Linked DNA regions of Homo sapiens: region 2 is linked to region 1. The links are chromatin loops, found by intact Hi-C in ENCODE. Cell type or tissue: MCF 10A. All regions are shown on one strand. Each heading gives the region's core, and the rest is flanking DNA. Links, peaks and the distances in the headings are about the cores only. Region 1 holds the start of C12orf56 (chromosome 12 open reading frame 56). Region 2 holds the start of RXYLT1-AS1 (RXYLT1 antisense RNA 1).

Region 1 (8,336 bases), core at 12-8,011:
CTCCTGACCTCAGGTGATCCACCTGCCTCAGCCTCCCAAAGTGCTGGGATTACAGGCGTGAGCCACCATGCCTGGCCCCTTTTAAAGTGTTTTGTTTGTTTGTTTAGAGACAGTCTAGCTGTGTCACCCAGGCTGAAGTGCAGTGGTGAGATCATGGCTTACTGCAGCCTCGAACTCCTTAACTCAAAGTATCCTCCCACTTCAGCCTATGAAGTAGCTTGTACCACCGGCATGCACCACCATACACAGCTATTTATTTTTATTTTTGTAGAGACGGTGTCTTGCTAGGTTACCTAAGTCTCCAACTCCTAGGCTCATGTGATTCCCCTGCGTTGGCCTCCCAAAATGCTGGGATTACAGGCATGAGCCACCTTACCCAGTCTAAAGTTTTAAAAAACACTTAGTAAAGGAAATTTAAATTAAAAAAAAATTTAGTTCAAGGCCAGGTGCTGTGGCTCTTGTCTGTAGTGGATCACTTGAGCCCAGGAGTTTGAGACTAGCTTGGGCAACACTGCAAGATCCTGTCTCTACAAAAAAAAATTTTTAATTAGCCAGCTGTGATGGCATGAGCCTGTAGTCCCAGCTACTTGGGAGGCTGATGTGGGAGGATCGCTTGAGCCCTGGAGGCTGAGGCGGCAGTGAGCCGTGATGGTGCCACTGCACTCCAGCCTGGATGACAGAGTGAGACTGTCTCCAAAAAAATTGTTTTAGTTCAAGAGAATGGAAACAATGGTAGTGAGGAAAAGCAATGTTGTATCCCGAACTTTTCCTCAACAAAGAAAATAAATTGGCACAGTTACATTAGTTCACAAAGGTATTCCGAGTAGAAAAAAAATCTTTTTTTTTCATTTAATTTTATTCTTTTCTTACAGACTCGTTCAAAACAAGCCATGACTCCTCAGCAAAACAGCTCCATCAAGCGTCTCGCCAACCTCTCCCTTGGGGCTCAGTCAAGGGAATGAAAAAACGAGGCTAGACACCTGTCCCCAACGGAAAAACCAAGAACACACCTGGAGAGCAGCTCAGACAAAGGGAGCCAGGCGGGGAAAACAGTAATTGGAGAGGAGACCGTGCTTCCAGTCTGTTGCTGGTTTACAAGGTAAATCTATTCCTGGACGAAAGGGGTACAGGAACAGCACCCGAAAACCGGCGACAGGCTGTGGCAGGCCCGACGTCTTTCAAGCCCAGCTCCTAGCGTCGACGCCCCTCCTTCCAAGACGTTTCCCAGCAGGCCCTGCGCCCAGTTTGGATCAAGTGAGCCGCCTGAGATTGCCAAGCGTCCTGTGCGCATCTCATTAACGCATCTGCTTATTCATGCATTTATTCTTTTGCTGGGGAGGGGGTGGAGGGGAACGGTGTCTCACTCATTCTGTAGCTCAGGCTGGAGTGCAGGTGGGGCGATCTCGGCTCACGGCAACCTCCGCCTCCCAGGTTCAAGCGATTCTTGTGCCTCAGCCTCCCAAGTAGTTGGGATTACAGGTGCACACGACCACGCCTGGGTAATTTTTGTACTTTTGGTGGAGACGGCGTTTCACCATGTTGGCCAGCCTGGTCTCGAACCCCTGACCCCCGGTGATCTATCCACCTTGGCCTCCCAAAGTGTAAGGATTATAGGCGTGATCCACGGCACCCGGCCTTATGCATTTATTCTTATTGAGCATCTAACATGCTCTAAGCATCGGGGGCAAAAAAGTAAATGAGATATAACAGCACTTAACACACAGCATTTATTTGCACGGGTGTTGGCTTTCTAGCCCTCCAGCGACTGCTTCTAGGTAGGGGCCCTCTTTCGTTTTTGCATCCTCCGAGTCTAGCACAGTGCCTGGCACTGACTAGGTGCTTTGTTAACAAAGGAATGACTTTAAAAGGTATTTTTGATAGGGAGCTCGGTTCTCAAACCTGTAGCCCTACGTGGGGTAGGGGAGGCGGGAGAATGGGTGAACAGGCAGACACGAGGAGAATGGGAGACGTGTTTGTATTAGGAGTGCTCACAGCAATCCACAGCTTCCCTGTGTTCCTCGTTCTCAAATAAGAGGAGGGGAGTCGAGGGCAGGATGGGGCAGCCCTCCCCGCGCAGGAGGGCTGGGTTTGGGGGCCCCAGCCGGGAGTTCTCACTGCGCTCCCGAGCCCGCCTGCCCACCCGCGCCGCTCACCAGGTCAATGGCCACGACGTCCCGCAGAGCCACTACCCGCCGGATGGACTTGGGCGGGTTCTCGGTTAGGTAGACGAGCCGGTCGCTTAGCACCACATACTTGAGGATGTGGTTCTCAGAGTTGGACACCACGATGCATGGCTCGTAGGCGCGGACCGCGTCGTAGACCTCGGGCGGCAGATGCCGCCGCAGGAACACATCCAGGCGGCTGTTCCTGCGCGCGGGGAAGCCGGACGGCAAGGGGCTGGCCATGCCCGGCGCCCGCAGCGTGGCGGAGTGCTGGGACTCGAGGCCCTCAGCTCGCCCTCTCCCCGCCCCCGCGCTGGAACCCGCGCGCCACAAAGCCGCCGGCCACGCGTCGCCTCCTCTCCAGGCGCGGGGACCCGGGCCGCAACTGCAGGAATCGACGCTAGGTCGGCTTCCCTGGAGCGCCCTCCCCAGCCCTGTCCAGCCTCTCGATCTTTGTCCTAACCTCAGACGGCGATGGGCGGGGCAAGACGCTGGTCCTTCAGGCCCGAGTTGATGGGCACCTCGGGCTCATCACCGTGAAGTCCCCTGCGGCCGAAGGGCGGTGGATTTTTAGGGTCTCTCCCGCCCACCCCTAATGCCAGTCCCCACCACTGCGTACTCTGTTGCGGATCACACCATCCAATACAAACTTTATTGGTAATGGAAGCCAGCTTCAATCTGGTTTCCTGTTAGAAACTTGAAAGAGTTTAATTTACCGATTTATTTTTAACAACCCTAGAAACCTATTAAACCCAATCACACAGATTTAGCTTTTGGTTATAACATGGCCTGGCACAGCTTTCTGATATTGTCGGAGTGTAAACATAGGTCTTCTTTCTCCAACCAGTGAGAAAGGGATTTTTTTTTTCTTTTCTCTTTTTTTTTTTGAGACGCAGCTTTGCTCTTGTTGCCCAGGCTGGAGTGCAATGGCGCCATCTCGGCTCACCGCAACCTCCCCCTCCCGGGTTCAAGCGATTCTCCTACCTCAGCCTCCTGAGTAGCTGGAATTACAGGCATGCGCCACCACGCCCAGCTAATTTTGTATATTTTAGTAAAAACGGGGTTTCTCCATGTTGGTCAAGCTGATCTCCAACTCCCGACCTCAGGTAATCCGCCCGCCTCGGCCTCCCAAAGTGCTGGGATTACAGGCGTTAAGTCACCTCGCCCAGCCTTTGAGAAAGGGATTCTTCACATGAATTGATGTGAGCACACCCAAACCAACCTAAGGCATATGGTTTTGTTTCCAATGCCCAGGACAATCTATGCAGGAAGAATGAATGGGTGATGCTGGCATCTTGAAAAGTTGAAGCTGATAGACTGAAGAATGCGGATTACATACCCTGAGGCTGCAGAGGAGTAAGTATTCCTTAGTTTTTACAGGCCAAGAATAACTTACTAATTAGGTTAGAGAAATGAGAAGGGCACAACAGAAATGCTCTAAGTCAGAAGTTCCATTTTTTATTTCGAATCCTAGAAAAGTTATTCTCTTCCCCTCCCCATTGACCCAAAAACCTGATAATGAAACCATATCGTTCATTGCTGTGGCTGCCAGCAACCCTGAATCAAATTTGATATATTCTTTATATTCTCCCTTTCTACATATTTTATTATTGTATACTGTATGTTATAAGCAACTTCAAATCCCTTGTGGAAAGAAGGTATAAATATATTACAATCCATAAACAGATATTGTAGACTACACTAGTACAAAGGGAAAGAGAAATGTTTTGGTCTGGCTAAACTTTTTTTTTTTTTTTTTTTTTGAGACAGAGTCTCCCTCTGTCACCCAGGCTGGAGTGCAGTGGCATGATATCGGCTCACTGCAGCCTCTGCCTCCTGGGTTCAAGCCATTCTCCTGCCACAGCCTCCCAAGTAGCTTGGACTACAGGTGTACACCACCATGCCTGGCTAATTTTTTTTCTGTGTGTATTTTTAGTAGAGACAGGATTTCACCATCTTGGCCATGGCTTGTCTCCTGACTTCAACTGATCTGCCTGCCTTGACCTCCCAAAGTGCTGGGAATACAGGCATGAACCACCGCCATGTAAGGGTCTGGCTAGACTTAAGTCTAAGATCATGTTAAGGAACTCAAGTGAGTAAAGAGAAGTGCCACCTGCTGGCAAAATCTTAAATGACCTAGTAGTTAAAGTTTTCTTAGGATCTCATCACACATCTGAGCCTTCCTAACTTCATAAATGGATGAAAAATGAATGAACTACACCATCCGTAGCAACCTTTATTGATAAAAGATGCCGCATGGCTATTTCCTCCAAAATAAAGACTACTCATTATCTAAACCACTCTAAATAGAGTTTGTTGCTTCAAACTAACAGAAAGGCAAAGGCGCTTCACCTCTGCTGAATAGCCACACCTCACAAAAGCAGTTGAAAGATGAATGACTACAATATCAGAGGTGGAAAGTGAGGCCCACATAAGGGAAAGGCCTTATCTTAGTCTACTATTTTGTGTCTCTCAGGCTTCCTACTTCATACCTACTTCCCAGGACTAAGAGAAACAGAATGACTGGACCAGGACCAAAAAAGACAGCATACTTGATATATCTGCCAAGAAGCCCATCTTGAATAAGCTTTTGGTGACAAGTGCACTAAGCTTAGCAAACATTAAAATGAAGCACAGGCTGGGTGTGGTGGCTCATGCCTGTAATCCCAGCACTTTGGGAGGCCGAGGCGGGTAGATCAGTTGAGGTCAGGAGTTTGAGACCAACCTGGCCAACATGGTGAAACCCCATCTCTACTAAAATTACAAAAAATTAGTTGGGTGTGGTAACACATGCCTGTAATCCTGGCTACTCGGGAGGCTGAGGCAGGAGAATTGCTTGAACCCGGGAGGTGGAGGTTGCAGTGAGCTGAGATTGCCCTACTCCACTCTGGCCTGGGCAACAGAGCAAGACTCTGTATCTAAAATTAAAAAATAAATAAATAAATAAAATGAAGCACAGAAAGAAGGGAATTTGACTGGGAGATTGGTGATCAAGGTGACTTCAGTTAAACTTTTAACTTCGTGGCACACAGAGAAGGCAATACAATGGTTTCCAGGCACTGTACAGCAGTGTTGCCAAGGTAACAGCAAAATTTCTATTGCAGGAAATGGATTTAAATATATAGGAAAGATCACTAGATTTGGAGTCAGGAGAACTAGATAAGGGCACTAACTCTGTTATCTATCAGACTTTTGGAAAGTCACAACCTTTCCGAGCCTCAGTTTCATCATCTATAAAATGTGAGGATCAAATGTGATGAATTATAGACTCTATGAGCACTACAGACATATGAAGCATTCACATTCCCTTATCTTTTGGTAAGCTTTACATCAATCCATGGCCCATAGGCCACCTGCAGCCCAGGAAGGCTTTAAATGTGGCCCAACACAAATTCATAAATGTCTTAAAACATTATGAGATTTTTTTGCGATTTTTTTTTTTTTTTTTAGCTCATCAGCTATCATTAGTGTTAGTATATTTTATATGTGGCCCAAGACAATTCTTCTTCTTCCAATGTGGCCCAGGGAAGTCAAAAGCCTGGATACCCCTGTTTTACATGGTTAACCCAAATGCACCAAAGATAGGTACCCCCTCCTTATCTTGTAAGTTCATCCAAACTCAAGAAACATTTGGCAAAGGAACTCCTGCAATCAAGCACTTAATAGATGTTTCTTGACAAAATTATCAAAAGGAATGGGACATTACTTACCTGGACTAATCCTCAAATGCAGTCTCCTTGAATTTCATCAGAACAGTGGTCTTAGGTACAGGGATGGTCAATTTAAATAATTCGAAGCACAGTAGTTATGAGCATAGAACTGTAGAGCCAGATGACCTGGGTTCAAATTCCAGCTCTCCTATTCAGTAGCTGAATGACCTATGCCTCAGTTTCCCCATCTATGAAATGGAGATAATAGTACCAACCCCCAAAGGGTTATTACGAGGATTTAAAAAGTTTCAATAGTACCTAGAACAGGAACCTGGACTGGAGTAAATACTATATAAGCGTCTAAAGAACAAGTTGACTGGGCATGGTGGCTCACACCTGTAATCCCGGCACTCTGGGAGGCCCAGGTGGGTGGATCACATGAGGTCAGGAGTCCGAGACCAGCCTGGACAGCATGGTGAAACCCCATCTCTACCAAAAAATACAAAAATTAGCCAGCGTGGTGGCGGGCACCTGTAGTCCCAGCTACCTGGGAGGCTGAGGCACAAGAATCACTTGAACCCGGGAGGCAGAGGTTGCAGTGAGCCAAGATGGCACCACTGCACTCCAGCCTGGGCAACAGAGTGAGACTCTGTCTTAAAAAATAAAGAAAGAAAGAAAGAATAAGTTCAACAAGTATGTGATTTCCTGTTACATATGTGGTCGTTCTGCTCCCTATCTACAAGGTAATATTAAATTCTTCTGATTGGATACAAGTCTAACTTTCTGAGATTGACCCAAGGCAAATTTTACCTTTTTTGGGTCACATTTTTAGTGGAGAAGAGACCAGCAGGTTAGGCCATGAGAACCATGTAAGGATTCCAAACTAGAAGTACTCTTCAATGCTTCTAGGGATCCCAAGTATTCCCATTCCCCCCACTTGAAACTAAAGACAGACAGTACACACAGTAAGATATTTAGAATATGTGGCCTATAAATAGAACCTGACCTTTTTTTTTTTTTCTTGAGAAGGAGTTTCACTCTATCACCCAGGCTGGAGTGCAGTGGCGCAATCTCGGCTCACTGCAACCTCCACCTCCCGGGTTCAAGCAATTCTCCTGCCTCAGCCTCCCAAGTAGCTGGGATTACAGGCATGCACCACCATGCCCGGCTAATTTTGTATTTTTAGTAGAGACGGGGTTTCTCCATGTTGAGGCTGGTCTCGAACTCCTGACCTCAGGTGATCCGCCTGCCTTAGCCTCCCAAAGTGCTGGGATTACAGGCATGAGCCGCCACACCCAGCCCTAAACCTGACTTTTTAAAGGTGTCTCATTTAGGAATCTCTTAGTGCTTCAACTTAGTTGTTTTTTTTGTTGTTGTTGTTGTTGCTTGTTTTTTGTTGTTGTTGTTTTTGTTTTGTTTTGTTTTGTTTGAGACAGAGTTTCGCTCTTGTTGCCCAGGCTGGAGTGCAATGGTGCGATCTTGGCTCACTGCAACCTCTGGCTCACCGCAACCTCTGCCTCCCAGGTTCAAGCAATTCTCCTACCTCAGCCGCACAAGTAGCTGGGATTACAAGCATGCACCACCACACCTAGCTAATTTTTGTATTTTTAGTAGAGACAAGGTTTCTCCATGTTGGTCAGGCTGGTCTTGAACTCCCCACCTCAGGTGATCCACCTGCCTTGGCCCCCAAAGTGCTAGGATTACAGGCGTGAGCCACCGCGCCCAGCCCTATACTTATTATTAATGGATACTGATCATTTAAATATCTACTATTAGTAATCTACTATTAGTAATTAGATGACATACAAAGGAAAGATGTCATTGTTATAAAAACCAGACAAATGATTTGGATTAATGTTTTCTTTCACTGAATAATACTCCAATGCTCTATTTTGCCTCTCAGGCTTCCTGCTGCACATGTACTTCCTGTAAGAGGAACTAATGGTTGGAATAGGACCAATAAAGGCAGCATTCCTGACCTGTTTTCCAACTTCTTTCTCTGCCAAGAAGCCCATTATGCATAAGCTTTTAGTGACAATGACATTCGGCTTTAAGAACAATGAGATGAAACACACAGAGAATCTGACACAGAACTCAGCAGCTATCAGCTCGTAATTATGTTCTTTTTGGTTCAACTCAATACATTTCACAAATATTTACTGAGAAATATTTATTAGCCATAAACAGAATCAGGATAACACTTACTTTCAATCTTTAAAAATTGTCTAGTTTTGGCCGGGCATGGTGGCTCACACCTGTAATCTCAACATCTTGGAAGGCCGAGACAGGTGGACCATGAGGTCAAGAGATCGAGACCATCTTGGCCAACATGGTGAAACTCCGTCTCTATTAAAAATACAAAAATTAGCTGGGCGTGGTGGTGCACCAGCTACTCAGGAGGCCGAGGCAGGAGAACTGCTTGAACCAGAAGGCGGAGGTTGCCGTGAGCCAAGATCGCACCACCACACTCCAGCCTGGTGACAGAGCGAAACTCCATCTCAAAATAATAATAATAATAATAATT
Region 2 (8,336 bases), core at 250-8,249, 570 kb before region 1:
CCACAATGAAACAAAACTAGAAATTAATAACAAGAGGAATTTTGGAAACTATGCAAACATATGGAAATTAAACAATATACTCCTGAACGACCAGTGGATCAATGAAGTAATTAAAAAGGAAATTGAAATATTTATTGAATCAAATGATAATGGAAACACAACATACCAAAACCTATGGGATACAGCAAAAGCAGTACTAAGAGGGAATTTTATAGCTACAAGTGCCTACATCAGAAAAAAAGAAAAACTGGCCGGGCGTGGTGGCTCACGCCTGTAATCCCAGCACTTTGGGAGGGCTAGGCGGACAGATTACCTGAGGTCAGGAGTTCCATACCAGCCTGGCCAACATGGTGAAACCCCGTTTCTACTGAAAATACAAAAATTAGCCCCTTCTCCCGGCAGTTAGTGCTCAGAGTGCGGAGTGTGTGCTCCAGGCTCGGAACATACATTTATTATTAAAAAAAAATCTAAAAAAATATTTTAAAAACTTTCCCACAATTTACAAAAAATCCGCCTCTCCCCTGCCATAGACTTTTATTTTTTTCTTCTTCTTCTTTTATAAAGTAACCCCGTGAAGCAGCCGAGGCCGACTCGCCCGCCCGCAGCAGCTCCAAAAAGGAACCAAGAGACCGAGGCCTTCCCGCTGTCCGGACTGACACCTCCACCTTCGCCCGCAGCCAGCGGCAGCGGATCAACACCATTCTGGGGCGGTGAAGTAGTTTTCGATTCCGGGTGATTTTTGTCCCTCTGCGCTTGCGCTTGCGCTTGCCCCCGCTCACCTTCCCCCAGCTCCGGCCCCTAGCCCCAGCATTCGCTCTCCTCCTCTCACGGAAAGGTCGCGGCCTGTGGCCCTGCGAGCAGCAGTGCCGAGATGAACCCCAGTGCCCCCAGCTACGTCCTCGCTGTACGTGGGGGACCTCCATCCCGACGTGACCGAGGCGATGCTCTACAAGAAGTTCAGCGCGGCCGGGCTCATCCTCTCCATCCGGGTCTGCAGGGACATGATCACCCACGGCTCCTTGGGCTACGCGTATGTGAACTTCCAGTAGCCCGCGGACGCGGAGCATGCTGTGAACACTATGAATTTTGATGTTATAAAGGGCAAGCCAGTACGCATCGTGTAGTCTCAGCGTGATCCATCACTTCGCAAAAGTGGAGTGGGCTACATATTCATTAAAAATCTGGACAAATCCATTGATAATAAAGCACTGTATGATACATTTTTCTGCTTTTGGTAACATCCTTTCATGTAAGGTGGGCTGTGATGAAAATGATTCCAAGGGCTATGGATCTGTACACTTTGAGACACAGGAAGCAGCTGAAAGAGCTATGGAAAAAATGAATGGAATGCTCCTAAATGATCGCAAAGTATTTGTTGGACGATTTATGTCTCATAAAGAACGAGAAGCTGAACTTGGAGCTACGTGAAAGAGTTCACCAATGTTTACATCAAGAATTTCGGAGAAGACATGGATGATGAGCGCCTTAAGAATCTCTTTGGCAAGTTTGGGCCTGCCTTAAATGTGAAAGTAATGACTGGTGAAAGTGGAAAATCTAAAGGATTTGGATTTGTAAGCTTTGAAAGGCTTGAAGATGCACAGAAAGCTGTGGATGAAATGAAAGGAGCTCAATGGAAAACAAATTTATGTAGGTAGAGCTCAGAAAAAAGTGGAACGGCAGACAGAACTTAAGCGCAAATTTGAACAGGTGAGGCAAGATAGGATCACCAGATACCACCGTGTTAATCTTTATGTGAAAAATCTTGATGATGGCATTAATAATTAACGTCTCCGGAAAGAGTTTTCTCCATTTGGTACAATCACCAGTGCAAAGGTTATGATGGAGGGTGGTCGCTGCAAAGGGTTTGGTTTTGTATGTTTCTCCTCACCAGAAGAAGCCACTAAAGCAGTTACAGAAATGAATGGTAGAATTGTGGCCACAAAGCCATTGTATGTTGCTTTAGCTCAGCGCAAAGAAGAGTGCCAGGCTCACCTCACTAACCAGTATATGCAAAGAATGGCAAGTGTACGAGCTGTGCCCAATCTTGAAATCAACCCCTACCAGCCAGCACCTCCTTCAGGTTACTTCATGGCAGCTATCCCACAGACTCAGAACGGTGCTGCATACTATCCTCCTAGCCAAATTGCTCAACTAAGACCAAGTCCTCGCTGGACTGCTGAGGGTGCCAGACCCCATCCATTCCAAAATAGGCCCAGTGCTATCCGCCCGGCTGCTCCTAGACCACCATTTAGTACTATGAGACCAGCTTCTTCACAGGTTCCATGAGTTATGTCAACACAGCGTGTTGCTAACACATCGACACAGACAATGGGTCCACGTCCTGCAGCTGCTGCTGCTGCCACTCCACATTATAACTATGCTGCGGGAGTTCGCAGTCCTCAGAAACATCTTAATGCACAGCCACAAGTTACAATGCAACAGCCTGCTGCTCATGTACAAGGTCAGGAACCTTTGACTGCTTCCATGTTGGTATCTGCCCATGCTCAAGAGCAAAAGCAAATGTTGGGTGAACGGCTGTTTCCTCTTATTCAAGCCATGCACCTTACTCTTGCTGGTAAAATCACTGGCATGTTGTTGGAGATTGGTAATTCAGAACTTCTTCATATGCTGGAGTCTCCAGAGTCACTCCGTTCTAAGGTTAATGAAACTGTAGCTGTACTACAAGCCCACCAAGCTGAAGTGGCTGCCCAGAAAGCAGTTAACCGTGCCACCGGTGTTCCAACTGTTTAAAATTGATCAGGTACCATGAAAAGAAACTTGTGCTTCACAGAAGAAAAATATCTAAACATCGAAAAATGTAAATATTATTTTTTTAATAAACATTGCAAAATATAAAATAAATTTAAAAAGGAAAAGAAACTTTGAACCTTATGTACCGAGAAAATGCCAGGTCTAGCAAACATAATGCTAGTCCTAGATTACTTATTGATTTAAAAATTTTAAAAAAACACAAAAATAGTAAAATATGAAAACCAATTAATGTTTTATAGACTCTGGGAAAAAATTTTCAGCAAAGTGCAAAAATTTAAAGCATTCCTTTCTTTAATTTTGTAATTCTTTACTGTGGAATAGTTCAAAATGTCAGTTCTGTTTTAAGTAACAGAATTGATAACTGAGCTAGGAAACGTAATTTGGATTATAAAATTATTGCTTTAATAACAATTCCTTAAATGGTGAAAAAAATAATAATAATAAAATACAAAAATTAGCCGGGCATAGTGGCACGCGCCTGTAATCCCAGCTACTCAGGAGACTGAGGCAGGAGAATTTCTTGAACCCGGGAGGCAGAGGTTACAGTGAGCTGAGATCGCATCATTGTGTTCCAGCCTGGGTGACGGAGCAAGACCCCATCTCAAAAAAGAAGGAAGGAAGGGGGTGGGGGACGGGGAGGGGAGGGGAGAAGAGGCAGAAGGGTATTTGAGGGCATATGCTTTTTTCTCTCCATTAAATGAGGAACATAATATCACCCTGAAATTCCACTCCATTTTGTTAACCATGTGCAGAGGATATCGCTTTTAAAATACATATATTAAGGAACAGGCAACAGAGATTGTCCCTTAGGCGGGAAGCTGATGTGTAAAACAGACTCTTTTCCCTCACTGTATACATTTTAATACTGCATGGGTTTTGCATCATATGCTTGTATCTCCCAATTAATTGTAAAGCCAACAAAATCTTGGCTCAACTTAATGAATAATAAAAGTAATAGAGGGACCCTTTGACTTATATATGTCTATTATCTTCCGCATATATTTTGTTATCCCAATATACCTTGCACTGTAGCAAGGAATACATGTGATCATTTCAGCAGTTATAAAAGATCACAAAAAGTAGGGGAGAAAGGAGGAAAGGTAGGAAGGGAGGGAGGGAAGAATAGAAAGGAAAGGAATAAAATGTAGGCTGGTATAATAAAGTTGGTGCCGAGCGTGGTGGCTCACACCTGTAATCACAACACCTTGGGAGGTCAAAGCGGGCAGATCACTTGAGCCCAGGAGTTCTGAGACCAGCCTGGATAACATGGAGAAACCCCATCTCTACAAAATTACAAAAATTATCTGGGCATGGTGGCGCACAGCTGCAGTCCCAGCTACTCAGGAGGCTGAGGTGGGAGGATCACTTGAGCCCAGGAGGTTAAGGCTGCAGTGAGCTGTGATTGCACCACCACACTCCAGCCTTTTGAAACAGAGCCTGTCTCAAAAATAATAATAATATGGCTGGGCGTAGTGGCTCATGCCTGTAATCCCAGCTCTTTGGGAGGCCAAGACGGGTGATTCATTTGAGGTCAGGAGTTCAAGACCAGCCTGACCTACATAATTAAACCCTGTTTCTACTAAAAATACAAAAAATTAGCTGTGAGTGGTGGCATGTGCCTGTAATACCAGCTACTCAGGAGGCTGAGGCAGGAGAATCGCTTGAACCCAGGAGGTGGAGGTTACAGTGAGTCGAGATCATGCCACTGCCCTCCAATCTGGGCTACAGAGCAAAACTCTGTCCAAAAAATTAAAATTAAAATAATAGTAATACAAAGTTGGTGATTTGTGCTGAGCCAGTTTCTCTTTCAGGGGAAAAACATCACATCAGAAAACTAGATAAATATTATGATTAAAAGATATGAAATAGAATTTGATAAAAAGACATCAGATAGTCAAGGGTAAATTGTCAGTTAATAACAATATTTTTAAATGCTTTGTGGAGGGAAATTCCATGTCACAAAGACTTAGAAAAAAAGAGAAGGAAGACAAGCCTATCACGTATATCTATCTATAGATCTAGCCATATCTCCATCTCTCTATCATCCATCTACCTGTCTATATTTATATACCTATGGCAGATAGATATGTCTAGATTAAATAGTTAGGTAAATAGATAAAAATATATTAATTTGAAGTCTTTATGTACTAAGTACCATTTGATAGTTTTGGTTACAAAATAGAAATACAGAAACGGAAGTCATTTATTGTATTATGCCATGGAAAGTGGATGACTCTCATGGTGCAAGTGCAGTCTATGTCCGAAAGAGGGAGTAGTGAAATCACAGATAGCATCATGGTTTTTCTGACTTTTTGCTTCTGATATTTCCCAACTTAAGAGCCAGAGGAGAGTAGGGAACTGGGAAAGAAGAGTTTATCAGCTGTTGGATGAACAGATCTTTGGAGTAAGCAGTTGTCTCGCACACTGCAGCTTTACAGCCATTGAGCAGAACACCCAGCCACCAATGCCCTTCTGTGATTTCCCAAGTCCTTTCCTTTAACCTAAGAATTAAATACTTTTAAACATTCAATAATTATCAAGATGATATCCTTGTTGCTAGAAGCTTTTAATTCTACTTAAATGAACTGGTTAGAATCTAAAACGTGTTCATTGTTAAATAAACTGGTTAGAATCTAAAATGTATTCATTGTTTAATGAAAAATGGGTTCATATTCTTGACATTTGATTGCTAAATCAGAAACAAAAAGTAGGACATGTTGGCTGAATGTGGTGGCACATGCCTGCAATCTCAGCATTTTGGAAGGCCAGGGCAGGAGGATGACTTGGCGTCAGGAGATGGAGACCATCCTGGCCAACATAGTGAAACCCCGTCTCTACTAAAAATACAAAACTTAGCTGGGCATGGTGGCAGGCACCTGTAATCCCAGCTACTCGGGAGGCTGAGACAGGAGAATCACTTGAAACCAGGAGGCAGAGGTTGCAATGAGCCGAGATCACGCCACTGCACTCCAGTCTGGGCAACAGGGTGAGACTCCGTCTCAAAAAAAAAAAAGTAGGAAGTGTTTGTCAAAAGAGCCATATTAAAGTTTCTCAGAGTTTCAATAGCTTTAAATTATTCTTCATGTGAAAAGACAAATATTATTACTTAGATTTATTAAGTGATACATTCATGATACATTTTATTAAATAATACATTCATGAGTTCCTCATGTAAATTTCACTTAAAGTTACTTAAATTTAATAAATACTACTTAAATAACCATCAAGGCCTATGGGGGTTCAATTACATTTTCACATTGGCGTTATCCGGCATGTCAGGTAGGTATCTTACATTGTTCCACATTATCCAGACAATTCAAGGAACAGGAAAGGCAGATGGCCAATAAACATATGTAAACATGTTCATCCTTTCTAGTAATCAGGGAAATGCACATTAAAATAAAAAGGAGAAGCCATTTATACTCATCATATTGGCAAAAATTTTAAAGTCAAATTTGAATTTGTAGGAAAATGGACGCCTTCATGCATTGCCAGAGGAGGTTAAATTGGTAGAACCACTTTGGAGAGCAATATAGTCCATATAATGAAGTTAATGATGCATACTCCCTACAATCCAGCAATTCCACTCCCCTTCAGTTAAAAACCTGGCTGCACATTAGATTCATTACCCCAGTGGGCTATCAACCCATTGGCCTATTAAGAAAATCTTTTTGTTTCTTTTGAGTCAGGGTCTTGCCCTGTTGCCCAGGCTGGAGTACAGTGGCACGATCAATACCCACTGAAGCCTTGACCTCCTGAGCTCAAGCGATCTTTCCCCTTCAACCTCCTGAGTAGCTAAGACTACAGGCGCATGTCACTATGCCTGGCTAGCTTTTAAATTTTTTGTAGAGATGAGGTCTTGCTATGTTGCCCAGGCTGGCCTTGAACTCCTGGGCTCAAGTGATACTCCCAGCTTGGCCTCTCAAAATGCTGGGATTGCAGGTGTGAGCCACTGTGCCCGGCCCCTATGAGAAATTCTTGCACATGTACATAGAAAACAAATTCAAAAATTTTTATAACATTGCTTATAACAAAAAAAAGGAAATAATGTCCACCAACAGGAATATAGAGAAATAAAATGTTGTGTAGTCATTCAACAGAAAACAAAACTGTACAAAATACCGGCACATGCTGCGTGATTGAATCTCCCAAATACAATTTTGAGAAGTAATAGGCAAAGAACACATACAGTAGAATTCTACGTAGCATATAAAATGAATAAACTAAACCTATATATAAACCTACATAGCAATTAAAATGAATAAACTAAACCTATAAATCCTGTGCTAGTTTTCTACAGCTTCTATTTAAAAAGTTACCAGGCCAGGTTTGGTGGCTCATGCCTGTAATCTGACAGCACTTTGGGAGGCTGAGGCGGGTGGATCACCTAAGGTCAGAAGTTTGAGACCAGCCTGGCCAACATAGTGAACCCCCATCTCTACTAAAAATACAAAAATTAGCTGGGCGTGGTTGTGGGTGCCTGTAATCCCAGCTTCTTGGGAAGCTGAGGCAGAAGAATCACTTGAACCCAGGAGGTGGAGGTTGCAGTGAGCTGAGATTGCGCCATTGCACTCCAGCCTGGGTGACAAGAGCAAAACACCATCTCAAAACAAGAAAAAAAAAGTTACCATAGGCCAGGGGCAGTGGCTCACATTTGTAATTCTAGCACTTTGGAAGGCCAAGGTAGGAGGATGGCTTGAACCCAGGTCTTCAAGGCCAACCTGGGCAACATGGCAAGACCTTGTTTCTACCAAAAGGAAAAAAACTAGCCAGGCATAGTGGTGCATGCCTGTAGTCCCAGCTACTCAGGAGGCTGTGGTGGAAGGATTGCTAGAGTCCAGGAGTTCAAGGCTGCAGGGAGCCATGTTCACACCACTGCACTCCAGCCTGGGCAACAGAGAAAGACCCTGTCTCAAAAAAAATTACTGAAAACTTAATGGCTTGAAACAATACAAATTTCTTCTCTTACCTTTCTAGAGATTCGAAATCCAGAATGGCACTCACTGAGCTAAAATCAAGATGTCAGTAGGACTGTTGTGTTTTTAATGTGTCCCTCAAGAAGTAAGTGTTAGAAACTTAATCTCCAATGCAATAGTGTCAGGAGGTGGGACCTAATAGGAAGTGTTTAGATCATAAGGGCTCCACCCTCATGAATAGGGTAATGCAGATTAGAAAAGGGCTTGAGGCTGTGAATTCTCTCTCTCTCTCTCTCTCTCTGTCTCTCACTCTCTCTCTTTGTCTTTCACCCCTCATGCCCTCTCACGTCCCATCATGGCATGACACAGCCAAAGGCCCTTGCCAGATGCCAGGCCTCTTGATCTTGGACTTTCCAGCCTCCATGACTATGAGAAATAAATTTCTTTTCTTTATATATTACACAGTCTGTGCTATTCTGTTATAGCAACACAAAATGGACTAAGACAGTTGTGTTTCTTCCTGAGGGCTGTATGGGATAATTCATATCTTTGTTTTATTCAACTTCTAGATGCTGCCTGCCTTCCTTGGCTTGTGGCTTCTCCTTTCATCTTCAAAGCCAGCAATTCCATCTGCAACCTTAATTCCCC

The links. Peaks named below come from ENCODE experiments on the same cell type or tissue, not always from the same donor. Only the 100,000 strongest peaks of a DNase experiment are listed, where the experiment ranks them.
Region 2: a loop joins it to region 1, with 17 times the contacts of the local background. A loop is called at or near these places in 29 of 110 quality-filtered maps.

The regions. Positions count from the first base shown.
Region 1 is chr12:64,388,161-64,396,496 of GRCh38, forward strand. C12orf56 (chromosome 12 open reading frame 56) reads right to left here and starts at 2,598. Exons shown (of 13, transcript NM_001170633.2): 1 at 2,154-2,598. The coding sequence starts at 2,405. It also overlaps the pseudogene RPS11P6. In MCF 10A, for the core only: a CTCF peak has its summit at 4,301 (motif pointing left); a DNase peak (open chromatin) is centred at 4,261.
Region 2 is chr12:63,821,150-63,829,485 of GRCh38, forward strand. It overlaps RXYLT1-AS1 (RXYLT1 antisense RNA 1), which reads right to left and starts at 1,007. Exons shown (of 4, transcript NR_126167.1): 1 at 780-1,007. It overlaps MIR10527 (microRNA 10527), which reads left to right and starts at 2,514; the gene lies at 2,514-2,578. It also overlaps the pseudogene PABPC1P4. In MCF 10A, for the core only: a CTCF peak has its summit at 5,041; a DNase peak (open chromatin) is centred at 5,052.